2 separate regions of the Homo sapiens genome follow, and region 2 is linked to region 1. The links are chromatin loops, found by intact Hi-C in ENCODE. Cell type or tissue: HCT116. All regions are shown on one strand. Each heading gives the region's core, and the rest is flanking DNA. Links, peaks and the distances in the headings are about the cores only.

Region 1 (10,394 bases), core at 825-8,824:
GGCTAATTTTTTTTTTTTCTTTGAGACAGAGTCTCACTCTGTCGCCCAGGCTGGAATGCAGTGGCATGATCTTGGCTCACTGCAACTTCCACCTCCTGGGTTCAAGTGATTCTCCTGCCTCAGCCTCCCGAGAAGCTGGGTTTACAGGTGCATACCACCACACTCAGCTAATTTTTGTATTTTTAGTAGAGACAGGGTTTTGCCATGTTGGCCAGGCTGGTCTCGAACTCCTGACCTTGTGATCCATCCACCTTGGCCTCCCAAAGTGCTGAAATTACAGGTGTGAGCCACCGCACCCGGCCGCCCGGCTAATTTTTTAACTTTCTGTAGAGATGGGGGTCTTGCTATGTTGCCCAGGCTGGTCTCAAACTTCTGGGTTCTACTGATCCTCCCACCTCGGCTCTCCAAAGTGCTGGGATTACAGGCATGAGCCACCGTGCCAGCCCAGATGTGCCTTTGAAACCTCTGTTTTTCAGGTTCCATTGCCTGGGGAGGATAAAAGCAAACAGATTTAGTAATTGCAAATAATTGCAAGAAAATATTTCCTTGGCCCTGCCCCACTCCTGCTTTTCTGAAGTCTCTCAAAGTCTCCCCCAGGGTGACTGCAGGTGTCTCGCACCCTCTCACAGATAAACATGCTTGATGCCACTTCACCAGCTTTGCTGGAAGGGCACCGGGAGTCCTCATTTCAGCCTCACAGCAATGCTGCAAAGTAGGTGCTGTCATTACCCATTTCAAATGCACAAAACACTGAAGTCACTGCCCAAGACGGCACACCTGGGAACTGGTGGAGTTGTCATTTTTTTTTCTTTCTTTTCTTTTTTTTTTTTGAGACGGAGTCTCCTCTGTCGCCCAGGCTGGAGTGCAGTGTGCGATCTCGGCTCACTGCAAGCTCCACCTCCCGAGTTCAAGCAATTCTCCTGCCTCAGCCTCCTGAGTAGCTGGGATTACAGGCACCCGCCACCACAACCAGCTAAGTTTTGTATTTTTAGTAGAGACGGTGTTTCACCATGTTGGCCAGGCTGGTCTCAAACTCCTGACTTTGTGATCCACTGGCCTTGGCCTCCCAAAGTGCTGGGATTACAGGTGTGAGCCACTGCGCCCGGCCTATCATTCCCATCTTTATGTCTGTGTGTACTCAGTGTTTAGCTCCTTAGAGGTGAAAACACGTGGTATTTGGTCTTCTGTTTTGCATTAATTCACTTAGAATAATGGTCTTTGATTTAAACCCAGTGTGTCTGGTTCCCTAGCTTGTGCTTAAAACCCCACCTCAATAAATCATTAGCCCAGGTTGATGGGACAGAAAGCAGGTCAGAAGAAGGAAGGGCATAGCCATGTGAGAAGTGAAGCCCTTTGGGGATTTGAACTCAGGTGAATCTGACTTCAAAGCCATGTATACTCTTATTTTCCCCCTTTTGAAGGTGAAATTAGAATTTGTATGCAGTAACATGCAAAAATGCAAGGGATTTCCCCCAAAATCTTATCATAAAAAATTCAAACATAGAAATAATTTTGCAGGCCAGGTGCAGTGGCTCATGCCTGTAATCCCAGCACTTTGGGTGGGGGTCAAGGTGGGAGGATCACTTGAGCCCAGGAGGTCAAGGATGCAGTGAACTATGATTGTGTCACTGCACTCAGAGCCCGGGTGACAGAGTGAGACCCTGTCTCACAAAAGAAGAAAGAAGAAGGAGGAGGACGAGGAAGGAAGGAAGAAGGAAGAAGAGGAAGAGGTTTCAGAAAGAGAAAGAGAGAAAGAAAGAAAGAAAAAGAAAGAGAGAGACAGAAAGAAAGAAAGAAGAAAGAAAGAGAAAGAAAGAAGAAAGAAAAGAAGGAAGAGGAGAAGGAGAAGAAGAAGGAGAAGAAGGAGAAGGAGGAGGAGGAAGAGGCGGCGGCGGTGAAGCAGGAGGAGAGTAGTTCCAGATTAGGCTGGGCAATGGAGCGAGACCTTATTTCTACAAAAAAGTAAAAAATTAGCTGGGCGTGGTAGTGCATGCTTGTAGTCCCAGCTACTTAGGAGGCTGAGATGGGAGGATTGCTTGAGCCCAGGAGGTCAAGGGTGCAGTGAACTATGATTGTGCCACTGCACGCCACAGACTGGGCAACATAGCAAGACCTTGTCTCTAAAAGTAAATAAATAAATAAATATAAAAGTAAACAAAAAGTTCTTCACGCAGAGCATTAACTAGAGGTCAGTATTCACGTATAGAATTTTATCTTTTGAGGTCAAGTTTATACTCAATTAAATGCACAGACCTCAAGTGTACGTTGGCTAAGTTTGGACAAATGCAAACATCTGTCTAACCCAAATCCCTACTAAGATATAGAACATCAGCATCACCACAGAAAGATATAGAATACTATCCTCCTCTATTTTTCCCTTTATATGGAGGTATAATTTATACTCACGAAAATCCACACATCTTAAGTGCTCAATAAACTGTTCTGAGAGCCATAGCTTTTAGCCACCGGACTATACTTGAAGTCATGTCTCTTCTTGATAACCGGACTTTTCTTTAGTCTAGACTCTTTTGGCCGGGCACAGCGGCTCATGCTTGTAATCCCAGCACTTTGGGAGGCCGAAGAGGGCAGACCACCTGAGGTCAGGAGTTTGAGACCAGCCTGGCCAACATGGTGAAACCCTGTCTCTACTAAACACACAAAAAATTACCTGGGCATGGTGGCGGGTGCCTGTAATCCCAGCTACTCAGGAGGCTGAGGCAGGAGAATTGCTTGAACCCGGGAGGCGGAGGTTGCAGTGAGCCGAGATCATGCCACTGCACTGTAGCTTGGAGGGCAGAGTGAGACCCTGTCTCAAAAAAAAAAAAAAAAAAAGACTCTTTGGTATTGACATCAATCAGTGGTTCTCAATTAGGAGAGATTTTGCCCCCAGGGGACAGTTGGCAATATCTGGAGACATTCTGGTTGTCATACCTGGGAAGTGGAGTGAGGCTGAGGCAGGAGAATAGCTTGAACCCAGGAGCTGGAGGTTGCAGTGAGCTGCAATCGCACCACTGCACTCCAGCCTGGGTGACGGAGCGAGACTCCATCTCAAAACAAAAATGAAAACAAAACAAAGGGGTACAGAAAATACAAGGCATCTGCTTTGTTCATCTCTCTTTTTTTGTTTGTTTTGTTTTAAGAGATGGGGTCTCGCCCTGTCACCCAGGCTGGAGTGCAGTGGTGTGATCATAGCTCACTGCAGCTTCCAACTCCTGGGCACAAGCGATCCTCCTTTCTCAGCCTCTCAAGTAGCTGGGACTACAGGTAACACTGTGCCTGTCTAAATTTTTTATTTTTTTATTTTGTAGAGACAGGATCTCACTATGTTGCCCAGGCTGGTCTTGAACTCCTGGGCTCAAATAATTCTCCTGTCTCAGCCTCCCAAATAGCTAGGACTTCAGGCTGGTGCCACCACACCTGGCTAAGTTTTTTATTTGTTTAGAGATGGGGTCTCACGATGCTACCCAGTCTGGTCTTGAACTCCTGGCCTCAAAGAGATCCTCTAGCATCAGCCTCCTGAATCTTGTTCTCCTCTCTCTCTCTCTCCTTTTCTCTTTTTTTCCTTTGAGACAAGGTCTTGCTCTGTTGCCCAGGCTGGCGTGCAGTGGTGCGATCTCGGATCACTGCAACCTTCATTTCCTGGACTCAAGCAATCCTCCCACCTCAGCCTTCCGAGTAGCTGGGACTACAGGCACACACCACAAAACCTGGCTAATTTTTTTTTCGTTGTTTCCTTTAATTAACATCTAAATAGATTACACATCTTCTATAATTATAATATGGAAATGTATACGAGCAAAATATACAAATTTTTTGGTAAATGCCTAGGGAAGAATGGTGTCAGTCAAGTTCATCCAAGGTCTTAAGCAGCAGCATCTATGCAGCCAGGGTGTGCTGAGCGTTTGGGGACAGAGGTAAATATCCGCAATCCATGCATCACTTTGATTTCTTCTTGTAGTGACTGATTCACTATTTGGTGCTGCTGAATAGTTCTCTCCTCCTTAACTTCTTCTGATTCAATTTTAATTTCATACATGACCCCACAACCTCTTGAAATGTCAGTGACTTTGATAGCTGTAGCTCGAGGAAACTTTTCTTTTTTCTTTTTTTCCTTTTTTTTTTTTTTTTTGACGTTGTCTCACTCTGTCACCCAGGCTGGAGTGCAGTGGCACCATCTCGGCTCACTGCAACCTCTGCCTCCCAAGCTCAAGCGATTCTGTCTCACCCTCCCGAGTAGCTGGGATTACAGGTGCCCGCCACCATGCCTGGCTAATTTTTGTATTTTTAGTAAAGACGGGGTTTCACCATGTTGGCCAGGCTGGTCTTGAACTCCTGACCTCGTGATTCACCCGACTTCGCCTCCCAAAGTGCTGGAATTACAGGCGTGAGCCACCGCGCCCGGTGAGGAAACTTGTTTTGAGAATTTGGGTCATTCTGAGCTCCCCCTCAGTCTGGGAGGCAAACATCCAATGGACACAGTGAAGAGGATGCCCACGGATCGCGGAGCAGAGGTGCTGCGGCGGCCGGGCTCCATGCTGCTATGCCCGGCCCACCTAATTAAAAAAAAAATTTTTTTTTGTAGAAACGGGGTCTCACTATGTTGCCCACGCTGGTCTTGAACTCCTCCCAGGCTCAAGCAATCCTCCAGTCTCAACCTCCCAAAGGGTTGGGATTACAAGCATGAGCCGCCACACCCGGCCTTGTTCTTCTCTTCTCTTTTTTTTTTTTTTGAGATCCTTGCTCTGTCACCCAGTCTGGAGTGCAGTGGGCCGATCTCGGCTCACTGCAACCTCTGCCTTCCAGGTTCAAGTGATTCTCCTGCCTCAGCCTCCCAAGTAGCTGGGATTACAGGCATGCGCCACCACGCCCGGCTAATTTTTTGTGTCTTTAGTAGAGACGGGGTTTCACCATGCTGGCCAGGCTGGTCTCGATCTGCTGACCTCAGGTGATCTGCTCCCCTTGGCCGTCCAAAGTGTTGGGATTACAGGCGTGAGCCACTGCGCCCGGCCTTGTTCCTTCTCTTTATCCCCAGCGCTTGGTCCCTGGTGAATGGTCAATATATGAATAAATCATTCAACAAACTTTTTTTTTTTTGTCTGTGTGACACACCTATCATAGTCAGGTACCCTCTTCATATTCACACACTAGAGAGAGTTATAAGAGATGAAAACACAGATACGCGATCCTGTGGTCAAACGATTTTACAAGGAAGTTACAAGGTGCTTTGGGAACAGGGCGGGGAGCTCTGCTTTCTGTCTGGGGAGGGAGGTAGGGGAGGCCTGGAGAGAATTAGGGGACACAGAATCAGGTAAAGGGAAGGAGGGTAATTCCGGCACAGGGAACGGCCGAGGCAAAGGCTTCGGGGTGAGAAGCGAAGTCATACGTTAGTCCAATGCAGGCCGGGTCCCGGCTCAAGGTGGGCCTTCAACGCCAGGCTGCAGCGTTTGGACTTGGTCCCGAGGGCGGTGAGAAGGCACTGAAGAATTCGGACCGGGGCGGGGCATGGCCGGTGTTGCATTTTTGAAAGGTCACTCTGTTGGCTGGGCGGGCGGAGGGGAACTGGAGGAGGGTGGAGCTGGTGGTAGAAGATGAATATGAGTAAAGAAGCTATTTCGGGAAGGCAGGCAGAGAGAGAGGATGAGGGCATGAACAGAGGTGAGGCAGTGGGCCGAGTCATTACTTAGAAGGGGTCGAGCACTGTGGCTCACGCCTGTAATCCCAGCACTCTGGGAGGCTGAGTCGGGTGGATCACTTAAGGTCAGGAGTTCAAGACCAGCCTGGCCAACGTGGTGAAACCCCATCTCTACTAAACACACACACACACACACACACACACACACACACACACACACTAGCCAGGCATAGTGGCGCACGCTTGTAATCCCAGCTACTCAGGAGGTTGAGACAGGAGAATCACTTAAACCTGGGAGGCAGAGGTTGCAGTGAGCCGAGATTGGCCCACTGCACTCCAGCCTGGGTGACAGAGCAAGACTTCGTCTCAAAAAAAAAAAAAAAACAACTTTTTGTTGCAATGTAACAGACACAAGTAAAGTGTGCACAAAATGCCTGAATCTTAAGTGCGTGTCAATGAATTTTTACATATGTGTAACCATTGCACACCACGATGTAAAATGTTCCCTTCCTCTATTATTTTTTTTAATTTTAATTTTATTTTTTGAAACGGAGTCTCATACTAGCACCCAGGCTGGAGTACAGCGAGGCAGTCATGGCTTACTTCAGCCTCAACCTCCTGGGCTCAAGCAGTCCTCATGTCTCAGCCTCCAGGGTAGCTGGCACGACAGATGTGCACCACCACTCCTGGCTAATTTTTTTTTTTATTATTTTTAGTGGGGCCATCTCACTATGTTGCCCAGGCTGGTCTCGAACTCCTGAGCTCAAGTGATCCTCTTGCCTCAGCCTCCCAAAGTCCTGGGATTACAGACATAAGCCACCTGCGGCCCATTTTTTCTAGAACAGGATTTCTCAGCCTTGGCGCTTTTGACATTAGAAGCTGGGTAATACTTTGTTGTAAGGGGCTGTCCTGTGTGTTGTAGGATGTTTAGCAGCATCTCTGGCCTCCACCTATTAGACACCAGTAGCACCCCTTCTCTCTCAGTTAAAACAACATCTTTAGACGTTGCCAAATGGCAGCTGGGAGGCACAATTGCCCTCACTTGAAAACCACTGCTGGCCGGGTGCGGTGGCTTACGCCTGTAATCCCAGGACTTTGGGAGGCCGAGGCGGGCAGATCACGAGGTCAGGACATCAAGACCATCCTGGCTAACACGGTGAAACCCTGTCTCTACTAAAAATACAAAAAATTAGCCAGGTGTGGTGGCAGGCGCCAGTAGTCCCAGCTACTGGGGAGGCTGAGGCAGGAGAATCACTTGAACCCGGGAGGCAGAGCTTGCAGTGAGCTGCGATCACGCCACTGCCTCCAGCCTGAGCGACAGAGTGAGACTCCGTCGCAAAAAAAAAAAAGAAAAGAAAACCACTGCTGTAGAAAGCTCCTTCAAACCCCTTTTCCAGACAGACAGTGCCCCCATCCTCAGAACACCCTTTTTTTTTTTTTTTTTTTTTTTTGAGGTGGAGTCTTGCACTGTTTCCCAGGCTGGAGTGCAATGGTGCAATCTTGGCTCACTGCAGCCTCCGCCTCCCGGGTTCGAGCAATTCTCCTGCCTCAGCCTCCTGAGTAGCTGGGATTACAGGTGCACGCCATCATGCCCAGCTAATTTTTTTTTTTTTTGTATTTTTAGTAGGGATGGGGTTTCACTATGTTGGCCAGGCTGGTGTCGAACTCCTGACCTCGTGATCTGCCCGCCTTAGCCTTCCAAAGTGCTGGGATTACAGGCATGAGACATCACGCTCCACCTCAGAACACTCTTTTGGCTTCTTTCCCCTCAATTCCTCTTGCCTGTCCTTGAACACATTGCAAATGGAAACATACAGGGCCCAGCTGTGCAATCTTGTGTGAGTTATGTAATTTCTTTGTGCCTCAGTTTCCACCACTGTAAAATGGGTCAATGAAACGCACCACTTCACAGAGAAACCTCGAGAATGAAGAGCCATTCACTTCTGGGAAGGGCGTGGCTCAGAGAAAATATTGAACTCACGTCATTTGTGGATGCTGTGATTTAATGTCAGTGTCCTTTCTTCTGGTTTCGCGGATGGATGCCTGGGAAACACTAAGTTCTCGGTAAACACTTTTAGGGTCATGTTCATTTCTTCTACTGTGGGGATTTGAACCTAGACTACCTCCAGCTCCCCTGTCATTCCCTTGTGATTTTTTTTTTTTTTTTTTTAGAGAGATGGGGTCTCACTATATTGCCCAGACTGGTCTCGAACTCCTTGCCTCAAGCAATCCTCCCATCTCGGCCTCCCAAAGTGCTGGGATTACAGGCATGAGCCACCATGCCTGGCTTTTTTTTTTTTTTTTTTTTTTTTTGAGACAAGGTCTCACTCTGTCACCCAGGCTGGATGGAGTGCAGAGGTGTGATCTTGGCTCACTGCAGTCTCCACCTCCCAGGCTCAGGCCATCCTGCCACCTCAGGCTCCTGAGTAGCTGAGACTACAGGTGAGCACCACCATGCCTGGCTAATTTTTGTATTTTATTTTTTGTAGATATGGAGTCTCATTATGTTGCCCAGGCTGGTCTCAAACTCTTGGGCTCAAGCAATCCTCTAGGCTCGGCTTCCCAAGGTGCTGGGATTACAGGCATAAGCCACCATGCCCAGTGTCCCCTGTGACTTCTAAGCCTGACAATCCAGGCTGGTCTGTTCTCCTACGTGGAAACCCCCATCTTATTAAGAAATGCCAACAGCTTTTCTGAGTTTCCTCTAGTTCCACCTTTTCCATGATGTTTGCCCTGGGAGACTCTCCCGTGCCATTGAAATCCACTCCCTGGCCGGGTGCGGTGGCTCACGCCTGTAATCCCAACACTTTGGGAGGCTGAGGCAGGTGGATCACTTGAGGACGGGAGTTCGAGACCAGCCTGGCCAACATGGGGAAACCCCGTCTCTACCAAAAATACAAAAGTGAGCCGGACATGGTGGCAGGTGCCTGTAACCCCAGCTACTCGGGAGGCTGAGGCAGGAGAATCGCTTGAACCCAGGAGGCAGAGGTTGCAGTGAGCCGAGATGACACCACTGCACTCCAGCCTGGGTGACAGAGCAAGGCTCCGTCTCAAAAAAAGAAAAAAAAAAAAGCTCAGACAAACAAACCCCACTGCACCTTGCTGTTTAGTGATAACTGTGGGTTTCTCCTCCTGCTCTCTGACCCTGCCTCCTCTGTCTCCGCCACTTATCTCTCTCCCTTTTCTCTACTCAGCAGCGTCCCTCAGCCCTCTGTCTCACTCGGCCAGCACCACCCAGCCCTGACGTCTCTTCTTTGCCCCTAGCGATGTTATCACATAAGCAAAGCTGGCTCAGGCCGGGTCAGTCTGGGGATAGCAGGAGACAGAGGTTGCCTTGCTTCGTCTTTGATTCTGCTGTGGTCCTCTCCATTTTCCCACAAGGGGCAGGCAGACCTTTGAGAAGAGAGCACCCAGAAATCTGTACACTTCTCCCCCAGTTCCTTTTTTAAAAAACTTTTAGGTTCAAGGGTACATGGGAAGGTTTGTTACAAAGGTGAACTCATGTCACGGGGGTGTGTTGTACAAATTATTTCATCATCCAAGTTTTTTTTTAATTTTTAAAAAAATTTTTTTGAGACAGAGTTTTGCTCTTGTTGCCCAGGCTGGAGTGCAATGGTGTGATCTCGGCTCACTGCAACCTCCGTCTCCCGGGTTCAAGCGATTCTCCTGCGTCAGTCTCCCGAGTTCTGCGACTACAGGAATGCGCCACCATGCCTGGCTAATTTTAGTAGTTTTAGTAGAGATGGGGTTTCACCATGTTGGCCAGGCTGGTATCGAACTCCTGACTTCAGGTGATCCACCTGCCTTGGCCTCCCAAAGTACTGGGATTACAGGCATGAGCCACCGCACCCGGCCAATAGGTAATTTTTCAACCCTCACTCTTCCTCCTACCCTCCCTTTTTTTGGAGTTCCCAGTGCCTATTATTTCCATCTTTGTGTCCATGTATACTCATTGTTTAGCTCCCACTTTTAAGTGAGAACACATGGTATTTTACATCCTGTTTCTGAGTTATTTCACTTAGGATAATGACCTCCATCTCCACCATGTTGCTGCAAAGGACATGATTTCATTCTTTTTTATGGGTGTATAGTATTCCATGGCGTATACTTACCACATTTACTTTATTCATTCATCCACTGATGGACACTTATTCCACAACTTTGCTTTTGTGTATAGTACTGCAATAAACATACAGGTGCAAGTGTATTTTAGATAAGACAATTTCTTTTCCTTTGGGCAGATTTTTTTCCCTTTGAGCAGTAGTGGGATTGCTGGGTTGAATGGTAGTTCTATGTTTCATTCTTTGGGAAATCTTCATACTGTTTTCCATAGGGGCTGAACTAATTTACATTACCACCAACAGTCAGAGGCTATTTTATTTTATTTTTTTTGAGAGAGAGTCTTACTCTGTTGCCCAGGCTGGATCTCGCTCACTGCAACCTCCCCCTCCTAGGTTCAAGTGATTCTTCTGCCTCAGCCTCCTGAGTAGCTGGGATTACAGGCGTGCACCACCATGCCTGGCTAATTTTTTTGCATTTTTAGTAGAGATGAGGTTTCACCCTGATGGCCAGGCTGGTCTCGAGCTCCTGGCCTCAAGCAATCCACTTGCCTTGGCCTCCCAAAGTGCTGTGATTATAGGCGTGAGCCATTGCACCCGGCCTAATTTTTTAAAACATACTTTAAAAACATTTATTTATTTATTTATTTATAATTTCCACTTTTATTTTAGATTCAGGAGGTACAAATTATGTTCAGGTTTGT
Region 2 (10,394 bases), core at 762-8,761, 56 kb before region 1:
GAGGCCGAGGCGGGCAGATTACCTGAGGTCAGCAGTTTGGGACCAGCCTGGCCAACATGGCAAAACTCCATCTCTACTAAAAATACAGAAATTCACCAGGCGTGGTGGCGGGCACCTGTAATCCCAGCTACTCGGCAGGTTGAGGCAGGCGAATCGCTTGAACCCAGGAGGTGGAGGTTGCAATGAGCCAAGATCACACCATTGCACTCCAGCCTGGGCGGCAGAGAGAGACTCCATCTCAAAAAACAACAAAAACCTAGACTTGGGTTACTGCAGTTCCCAATGGAGACACACGAGGGCAGAAGAAACACGCAGCGAGGACGTCTCAGGTGCTCCAGTCCCTCGGGCACTTTTCACAGACAGCATCTCCCGCCTAGCACAGACATTTTGCTTAATCCTGGTCCCTTTCCCCACCTGACCTCAGTGCCTTTTGCCACTGGGGAGCCAGAAGCCTATAGCCCAGGGGCTTCCCAAGTTAAGGCACACTGGGAAAGGGTTGAAAGTGGCCTTACGTTTTCCAAATTTCCCACCCCAGCCCCTGGGCTCGGTGAATATCTTCCCACCTAACCCAGGACTGGGGCCATCTGGTTTCTGTTGTCCACAGAGAGATACTGAAGTTATGCAAGAAAAAGAGAGAGAGAAGACCGGACCTGGTGGTTCACGCCTGTAATCCCAGCACTTTGGGAGTCTGAGGCAGGTGGATCACCTGAAGTCAGGCGTTCAAGACCAGCCTGGCCAACATGACGAAACCCCGTCTCTACTAAAAATACAAAAATTAGTCCAGGCGTGGTGGCTCAAACCTGTAATCCCAGCACTTTGGGAGGCCGAGGCGGGCAGTTCAAGAGGTCAGGAGTTCGAGACCAGCCTGACCAACATGGTGAAACCCTGTCCCTACTAAAAATACAAAAATTAGCTGGACATGGTGGTGCACGCCTGTAATCCCAGCTACTCGGCAGGCTGAGGCAGGAGAATCACTTGAACCTGGGAGGTGGAGGTTGCAGTGAGCCGAGATTGCGCCACTACACTCCAGCCTGGGCGACAGAGCGAGACTCCATCTCAAAAAAAAAAAAAAAAAAAAAAAATTAGCCAGGTATGGTGGTGTGTGACTGTAATGCCAGCTATTTGGGAGGCTGAGGCAGGAGAATTGCTTGAACCCGGGAGGTGGAGATTGTAGTGAGCCGAGATCACACCATTGCACTCCAGCCTGGGCAACAAGAGCAAAACTCCGTCTCAAAAAATAAATAAATAAATAAATAAAAAGAAAAGAAAAATGAAAGAGAGAGACAGAGGGAGCGCTACAGAGAGAGACAGAGACAGAGAGATACTGCAGTTATGCAAGAAAAAGAGAGAGGGAGGGAAAGAGAGACAGAGAGATACTGTGACAGGCCAGGTCTCACTAACACAGGCCTCTCTAACAACTGTTTCAGCACTGACTGCGTGGTTAAGTTAAATATTTAAAGATGATAGCGCCAGTGCCCTTAGACAAAGGCTGGAACGTAACAAAAGCACACCAAGAGTTTTGCCCAGGCCTTTCCTGGGCCTTGAAGCATGACAAGATAATGAAGGAATTCTTAATGGACCTGTTTAGGATTAAACAAGTTTTATTGGGAGTCTGAAGAAACTCTCTAGACTCTAAAATTTAGCAGGAGACAAGATAAGGGTAACTATCCCTGGCACCTGGACCCATCTAGATTAAGTAAATTTACTGAGGCTCAGAGGAAGGTCTTCAGGACTCAGACCTTAGTTACAGATTAGGAGAAGTTAATTGGCCTGGTGCAGTGGCTCACGCCTGTAATCCCAGCAGTTTGGGAGGCCAAGGCAGGCAGATCACTTAAGGCCAGGAGTTCAAGACCAGCTTGGCCAACATGGCGAAACCCCATCTCTACTAAAAATACAAAAATTAACCAGGCATGATGGTGCACGCCTGTAATCCCAGCTACTTGGGAGGCTGAGGCAGGGGAATCGCTTGAACCTGAGAGGTGGGGGTTGCAGTGAGCCGAGATTGTGCCACTGCACTCCAGACTGGGTGACAGAGCAAGACTTCATCTCCAAAAATAAATAAATAAATAAATAAATAAATAAATAAAAATTAAACTACAAGCCAGGCACAGTGGCTCGCACCTGTAATCCCAGCACTTTGGTAGGCCGAGGTGGGGGGATCACCTGAGGTCAGGAGTTTGATACCAGCCTGGCCAACATGGTGAAACCCTGTCTCTACTAAAAATACAATAGCTGGGCATGGTGGTGCACGCCTAGATAATCCCAGCTACTCGGGAGGTTGAGGCAGAAGAATCGCTTGAACCTGGGAGGCAGAGGTTGCGGTGAGCCGAGATAGCGCCACTGCACTCCAACCTGGGTGACAGAGTGAGACTCTGTCTCGAAAATAAATAAAACTACAGCAGCCACAAGCACTGACAGAGTCAAGTATCAGGCACCCACAGGACAAGGTGGGACACAGTGTCTACTCATCTGCAGAGTGGGGACCAGGGCAGGATTGGGAGAAGAGAGCCAGGGTAAGGGGGAAGAAACAATATTGACAGAATAATTCTGAAAGATTCTCCCCGCGGCCTGAAAACTTGGGAGGATAAACTTGGGGGGATGAATAACTCCTCCCTTCTCAGGCCCAGTCCCAAGGTGCAAGGCTACTTGCCCCAGCAGCATGCGCCAGCAAGATAGCAGAAGCAGGAAGAGAGATGGCCGGAAGACATGTACCCTGGCCGGAAGACACGTACCCTGGCCGGAAGACATCTACCCTGGCCGGAAGACATCTACCCTGGCCGGAAGACACCTACCCTGGCCGGAAGACATCTACCCTGGCCGGAAGACATCTACCCTGGCCGGAAGACAGCTACCTTGGCCGGAAGACACCTGCCCTGGCCGGAAGACACGTACCCTGGCTGGAAGACATCTACCCTGGCCGGAAGACACATGCCCCTGAAGATCAAGAGACGGGCCATCCGGGTACCATGTAGCAGTTACGTCAGACTGGGACACTTGCTGTTTACGGGAGACTATAAAACCCCTGCCCCGTCCTCACTTGGGGCTGACGCCATTTTAGGCCTCAGCCGTCTGCACCCAGGTGCACATTAAAACAGCGTGTTGCTCCACACCAGCTCATGTTGTTTGTTGGCTTGCTCTCGGGGTTCGAAACGACACAAGAGCCTTACAAATTCCATGCTTGGCTCACTCGGCATTTCCTTAACAGATGTTCATTCAGTGCCTGCATGCTTGACAAGCCCCAGGTCTGAGAATACAACGGATCAGTGAATGAACCAACATGCAAAAATCCCTGACATTCTAGTGTTAAGAGTCTACAGGTAGAATAAATAAGTAAATTTAAAAAGATGTTAGATCCCTTTTCTTTTTGAGACAGGGTCTTGCTGTGTTGACCAGGCTGGAGTGCAGGGGCACAATCATAGTAAGGGAGGACACCACCCCTCATATTATGCCCAATTTCTGCCTCCAAAGAAAGAAGAAGTAAAAACTAAATGGCAGAAATCAAATCCATAGGCAGACAGCCCGGCACCGCACCCTGGGCCTGGTTAAAGATCGACCCCTGACCTAACCGGTTATGTTATCTATATATTCCAGATACCTCAAGGAAAAGGTAATTATTTGATTCAAGACCTTCAAAACGAGGCCAGGTGTGGTGGCTCACGACTGTCATCTCAGCATTTTGGGAGGCCAATGCAGTAGGATCACTTGAGGTCAGGAGTTCGAGACCAGCCTGGGCAACACAGCAAGAACCTGTCTCTTTTGAGTTTTTTTGTTTGTTTGTTTGTTTTGTTTTTGAGATGGAGTTTTGTTCTTGTCGCCCAGGCTGGAGTGCAATGGCATAATTTCGGCTCACTGCAACCTCCACCTCCTGGGTTCAAGTGATTCTCCTGCGTCAGTCTCCTGAGTAGCTGAGACTACAAGCGTGCACCACTACGCCTGGCTAATTTTTTTGTATTTTTAATATAGACGGGGTTTCACCATTTTGGCCAGGCTGGTCTGGAACTCCGGACCTCAGGTGATCCACCCACCTCGGCCTCCTAAAGTACAGAGATTACAGGCATGAGCCACCGCACCCGGCCAAGACCCTGTCTCTGAAAATAATTTTTAAAAATTAGCCGGGTGCCTACAGTCCCAGCTACTCAGGAGGCCAAGGTTGGAGGATCGATTGGGCCCAGGAGTTGGAGGCTACAGTAAACTATGATCGCATCACTGCCCTTCACCTAGGGGCAGAGTGAGACCTTGTCTCAAAGAAGAAAGACCTTCGAAAATGAAACAGGGAACCAGAAGGAGGGCAAGGTGGCAGCCAGGGCAAAATCCCTATGATGAGGGCATGCGGCTATGTGCAAGGAATTGCTCTGAGAATAAAGATGGGGACATTCTAGCCGAGCTAAAGAATGATCCATTTACTTATCATTGTAAGAAAATTGGAGCCGTTCCCAGAGATGACTAAGACCTAGGCCTGCAAAGTGTGAAGCCTGCAGGGAGGTGGGGGAAGGAGGCGAAGAACAAAGAACGCAAGGGGGGCCGAGTGAGTCATGGGCAGTGGGAACGGCGGTGCGGTGCATGGCTGGGTGCAGATAATTACCCTCGGGTAGCAGCCAGGCCCAGGTGGGGTGGGTGTCAGCAGGAGATGGACAGAGACCTCCCTCCGCTTCAGAAAGTAAAACCGGTGTTGCCCCAGCCTGGAACTCCCCCAGGAGAGTTGGAATCCTGCCCATCCCCTCCCCTCTTCCTCCAGTCTTTTCTTCCAGCTCAGGCCTGAGCTTTAAAAATCTTGCTTCCCAGCCACGGCCAAGACACGTCCCTGCCTCCCCCAGCAGAATGCAGATTTCAGGTGTCATTCATGAACTATTTAAGGGTTTCTGGAATGTTAGATTTGCCTGCTAGTCTGGGAGTCTTGGAGGGGGAGACCAGCTGTCACACGTCCTGCCCATGGCCGTGATTGGAGCACCCGGCAAGCTTAGGAGACAATGTTCACATGGACAGACTTTCTCTCTGAATGCCTTTGTCAGAGATGTTTAAACCAGAGTGACTCCATCTTGTGTAGGGGCTGGGTAAAATAAGGCCAAGACCTGCTGGGCTGTGTTCCCAGACAATTAAGGCATTCTAAGTCACAGGATGAGATAGGAGGTCAGCACAAGATGCAGGTCATAAAGACCTTGCTGATAAAACAGGTTGCAAAAAGAAGCCAGTCAAAACCCACCAAAACCAAGATGGCCCCAATAGTGACCTCTGGTTGTCCTCACTGCTACACTCCCATCAGTGTCACTGAGTCAGGAAAACAAGGTCTGGAGGCCAAGAATATAAGGTCGATTCACACTTCACCTATGGCAGGAAGGGCGGAAGCCAAGTCAATGACTGTAACCTTACTTCATCCTCTCCATTTACATAGGGCGTACCCCAAGTAAAGGGTATTTAAACTCCGAAAAATTCTGTAATGGGGACTTTGAGCCCCTATGCTCCAGCCCACTCCCACACTGTGGAGTGTGCTTTCATTCTCAATAAATCCCTGCCTCTGGCTGGGGCGCGGTGGCTCACACCTGTAATCCCAGCACTTTGGGAGGCCGAGGCAGCCGGATCACCTGAGGTCGGGAGTTCACCTGAGGTTGGGAGTTCGAGACCAGCCTAACCAACATGGAGAAACCCCGACTCTACTAAAAAAAAATACAAAATTAGCCGGGCATGGGGGTGCATGCCTATAATCTCAGCTGCTCGGAAGGCTGAGGCACGAGAATCACTTGAACCCGGGAGGCGGAGGTTGCGGTGAGCCAAGATTGCACCATTGCACTCCAGCCTGGATGACAGAGGAAGACTCCGTCTCAAAAAAAAAAAAAAAAAAAAAAAATCCCTGCTTCTGCCTTCCTTGCTTTTGCTTTGTTGGTGTGTTTTGTCCAATTCTTTGTTTGGGATGCCAAGAACCTGGACACCTTCTACCAGTAACACCATGACAGTTTACAGATGCCATGGCGACACCAGGAAGTTACCCCAGATGCTCTAAAAAGGTGAGGCATGAATAATCCTCCCCTTCTTTAGCATATTATCAAGAAATAACCATAAAAATGGGCAACCAGCAGCCCTTGGGGCTGCTCTGTCTATGGAGTAGCCATTCTTTTATTCCTTTACTTTCCTAAAAACTTGCTTTCACTTTACAGACTTGCCTGAGATCCAAGAGCCCTCTCTTGGGGTTTGGATTGGGACCCCTTTCCTATGACACCTTGCGGCCCGGAAAGACTTTCTCTCCCAGTGCCCTGGGGTCAGGCACAGGGCCGCAGCTTTCCCATAGAGAGCCCAGGAATATTTGCATTACCAGGAGAGAGTCAGGTTTCAGCGAGAATCTGAGGAAAATCCTCCAGAGAGTATCTAAAACGAGGTGAGGAAAGGGGAAAAGGCATTTTCCTTTAGGACGAACCTGAATTCCTTAGGATACAGCTGGTGAACAATAACATCTGTAACTCCCTCCTAGGTTTTTCAAAGGGAAGGAAGGAAGGTAGAAGGCCCTCTTGAGAAATGTCTTTTTTTTTTTAAGGGACCAGGTCTCCCTCTGTTGCCCAGGTTGAAGTACAGTGGCGCTATCATAGCTGACTGCAGCCTTGAACTCCTGGGTTCAAGCAAATCCTCCCACCTCAGCCTCCCAAGTAGCTAAGACTACAGGCAAGTGATTCTCCTGCCTCAGCCTCTCAAGGATTGCAAGCACCAGCCAAAAAGCCCAGCTAATTTTTGTATTTTTTGTAGAGATGGGGTTTCACCATATTGGCCAGGCTGGTCTCGAACTCCTGACTTCAGGTGATCCACCCTCCTTGGCCTCCTAAAGTGCTGGGATTTTCCCTTAACAAGCATCTATGGGTCGGGCGCGGTGGCTCACACCTGTAATCCCAGCACTTTGGGAGGCTGAGATGGGAGGATCACTTGAGCCCAGGACTTCAAGTTCATCCTGGGGAACATATATAGTGAGATTCGGTGTCTACAGAAAACTTTTTTTTTTTTTTTTTTTTAGACAGAGTCTCACTTTGTCGTCCAGGCTGGAGTGCAGTGGCACAATCTTGGCTCATTGCAATCTCTGTCTCCCAGGTTCAAGAGATTTTCCTGTCTCAGCCTCCCAAGTAGCTGGGATTACAGGCGCGCGCCACCACCCCCAGCTAATTTTGTATTTTTGGTAGAGACGGAGTTTCACCATGTCGGCCAGGCTGGTCTCAAACTCCTGACCTCAGGTGATCCGCCCGCCTCGGCCTCCCAAAGTGCTGGGATTACAGGCATTTGCCACTGCACCCGGCTTCTACAAAAAAATTTAAAAATTAGTCAAACGTGATGGCACATACCTATATAGTCCCAGCTACTTGGGAGGCTGAGGTGGGAGGATGGCTTGAACCCAGGAGGTAGAGGCTGCAGTGAGCCACTGCACCCCAGCCTGGGCGACAGAATGAGATCCCATCTCAAACATATAACCATAAACTTTGGATGTTAAGCATTTGCTGGAAAAAAAGAAAAAAGATAAATTAAAACAAAAAAATCCCCCATAAACTAAATGCCATGATATTTAAATACAAATCAAGTAATTCTGATGAAAGTTATGGCCAAGACATTTTACATTCTTTTTTTCAAAATCAGTCTTCAAAATCTCATCTCATGTGTATTTTACATGCACCACACATCTCTTCTGGTTTTTGTTTTGTTTTGTTTTGTTTTTGAGACAGAGTCTCTCTCTGTTGCCCAGGCTGGGGTGCAGTGGCACAATCTCAGCTCACTGCAACCTCTGCCTCCCGGGTTCAAGCGATTCTCCTGCCTCAGCCTCCCAAGTAGGTGGGATTACACACATGCGACACCATGCCCAGCTAATTTTTGTATTTATAGTAGAGATGAGGTTTTGCCATGTTGGTCAGGCTGGTCTCCAACTCCTAACCTCAGGTGATCCACCCACCTTGGCCTCCCAAAGTGCTGGGATTACGGGCGTGAGCCACCGTGCCCGGCCATAATAATACTTTTTTTTTCATTAAAAAAAAAAAAACTAAAAACAAGAAGGCTGGGCACGGTGGCTCATGCCTGTAATCCCAGCACTTTGGGAAGCTGAGGTGGGCAAATCACGAGGTCAGGAGTTCGAGACCATCCTGACCAATATGGAGAAACCCCATCTGTATTAAAAATACAAAAATTAGCCAGGCGTGGTGGCACGCGCTTGTAATCCCAGCTACTCGGGAGGCTGAGGCAGGAGAATCACTTGAACCTGGGAGACGGAGCTTGCAGTGAGCTGAGATTGCGCCACTGCACTCTGGCCTGGGCGACAGAGCGAGACTCTGTCTCAAAATAAATAAATAAGAAAAAAGAAAGAAAAATGAGGCTCAGAGAGGTTAGGTGACTTCCCCAAGGTCACACAGCAGGATGGAAACCCACACCTTCCTGTCCCTTGTCCACTCCCCTAGGCTTTGTGCCTCACTGGCTTCAGGGAGAGCAGCCATGTCATAAAACAGGTTCTGCCATGGGCCCTCAGCCTGGTTGTCCATGACACCAGCACTGACTGGAGGCCTGGTTCTCTGAGCCCCAGTTTGCTTTCGTGCAAAATGACTTTGCAATAGGCTGTGCCTTCCCTCGGGTATGGTGAGAAATTAAATTGTTAAATAAATTCCCAGGAATAAGGACAGGAAGTGTAGAGTTTCTTTCTTTTCCTTCTTTTTTTTTTTTTTTTTTTTTTTTTTTTTTTCTGAGATGGGGTTTCACTCTTGTTGCCCAGGCTGGAGTGCAATGGTGCGATCTTGACTGGTCTGGTCTGATGGTCTGGGTGGTGTCAGCTGATCCATCGAGTGCAGGGTCTGCAAACTATCTCAAGCACTGATTTTAGGTTTTACAATAGTGATGCTACCTCTGGGAGCAATCTGGGGACGTTCAGACTCTTGGACCCAGAGGCTGCATGACTCCTAAACTGTAATTTCTAATCTTGTAGCTAATTTGTTAGTCCTGCAAAGGCAGACTGGTTCCCAGGCAAGAAGTGGGTCTTTTAGGGAAAGGGCTGTTATCAGTTTTGTTTCAGAGTCAAACCATCAGCTGAATTCCTTCCCAAAGTTAGTTTGGCCTAAGCCCAGGAATGAACAAGGACAGCTTAAAGGTTAGAAGCATTTTAGAACTTTAAAGAGGGCCGGGTGTGGTGGCTCACGCCTGTAATCCCAGCACTTTGGGAGGCCAAGGAGGGCTGGTCACCTGAGGTCGGGAGTTCAAGACCAGTCTGACCAACATGGTGAAACCCCGTCTCTACTAAAAATACAAAAATTATCTGGGCGTCGTGGTGCACGCCTGTAATCCCAGCTACTCCGGAGGCTGAGGCAGGAGAATCGCTTGAATCTGGGAGGTGGAGTTTGAGGTGAGCCGAGACTGTGCCATTGCAGTCTAACCTGGGTGACAAGAGCGAAACTGTCTCAAAAAAAAAAAAAAAAAAAATTAGGCCGGGCGTGGTGGTTGAAGCCTGTAATCCTAGCACTTTGGGAGGCTGAGGCGGGTGGATCACCTGAGGTCAGAAGTTCAAGACCAGCCTGGCCAACATGGTAAAACCCCGTCTCTACTAAAAATACAAAAATTAGGTGGGCACAGTGGGGGGTGCCTGTAATCCCAGCTACTAGGGAGGCTGAGGCAGGAGAATCGCTTGAACCTGGGAGGTGGAGGTTGCAGTGAGCCGAGATCGTGCCACTGCACTCCAGCCTGGGCGACAGAGTAAGACCTTGTCTCCAAAAAAAAAAAAAAAGGAGGTTTCAAACTCTGGCACCAGGCTCCAGAAACTGTACGCTTAATCACTGGGCTTATTTGGTGGGGGGGCGGCTATGATGTAGGTAGTACATGCATTAGAATTTGTGGCGACCACCCAAACCCGGGGTATCCATTTCCCTTTGGCCTGACCCTGGGGTCCCAGCTTATGGAACACAGAGCAGGTGTTTACTTCAGCAGGAGCTGAGCAGTCCCAACACCCCTCCTCCTCCTCCATTCTGAGCACCTCTCCTCCACCCTCCAGGACCTTTTCCGTGATCACTGGGGGAAGACAATGGAATGGCAGCTTAGGGACAAAGGGAGAGCTCAGTTACTAATGCCACTTCTGGGCAGGGTTCCTGCATTCCTTAGGGGGGAAGGGAGCAACCGCTGCTGGATTCCCCGTGGGTTCAAGGAGCTGGAGGACCCAGGAGCCTAAATCTCTGCTCAGATCCTCTGAGCTCTGAGTCTGGTTTTCCCAAAAAACTAGATGGTTTTCCTTAAAAAAAAAAAAAGTTACCAGACACAAGTCAGCCGTGCCCCCGGGAGCTGCCTTTGAAAAGAGGAACCTGGCCAGGAGCAGTGCCTCACATCTGTAATCCCAGCACTTTGAGAGGCCAAGGTGGGCAGACCACGAGGTCAGGAGTTCAAGACCAGCCTGCCCAACATGGTGA

What was found. A loop is a pair of places that touch in the nucleus more often than their neighbours do. Peaks named below come from ENCODE experiments on the same cell type or tissue, not always from the same donor. Only the 100,000 strongest peaks of a DNase experiment are listed, where the experiment ranks them.
Region 2: it touches region 1 in a loop (5-fold over the local background); 4 of 110 quality-filtered maps call a loop at or near these places.

What each region holds. Positions count from the first base shown.
Region 1 is chr19:9,013,489-9,023,882 of GRCh38, reverse strand. The region is part of intron 2 of MUC16 (mucin 16, cell surface associated); the gene reads left to right. It also overlaps the pseudogene BOLA3P2. Among named protein-coding and RNA genes, the nearest start is that of MUC16, 47 kb to the left of the region's middle. In HCT116, for the core only: no CTCF peak of the experiment used is centred there; DNase peaks (open chromatin) are centred at 5,232 and 5,552; H3K4me3 peaks cover 1,770 bases; H3K27ac peaks cover 2,735 bases.
Region 2 is chr19:9,069,900-9,080,293 of GRCh38, reverse strand. No RefSeq gene overlaps it. Among named protein-coding and RNA genes, the nearest start is that of MUC16, 9.3 kb to the right of the region's middle. RefSeq lists enhancers at 5,306-6,193, 9,052-9,985, 9,986-10,394. In HCT116, for the core only: no CTCF peak of the experiment used is centred there; a DNase peak (open chromatin) is centred at 4,473; H3K4me3 peaks cover 454 bases; H3K27ac peaks cover 1,763 bases.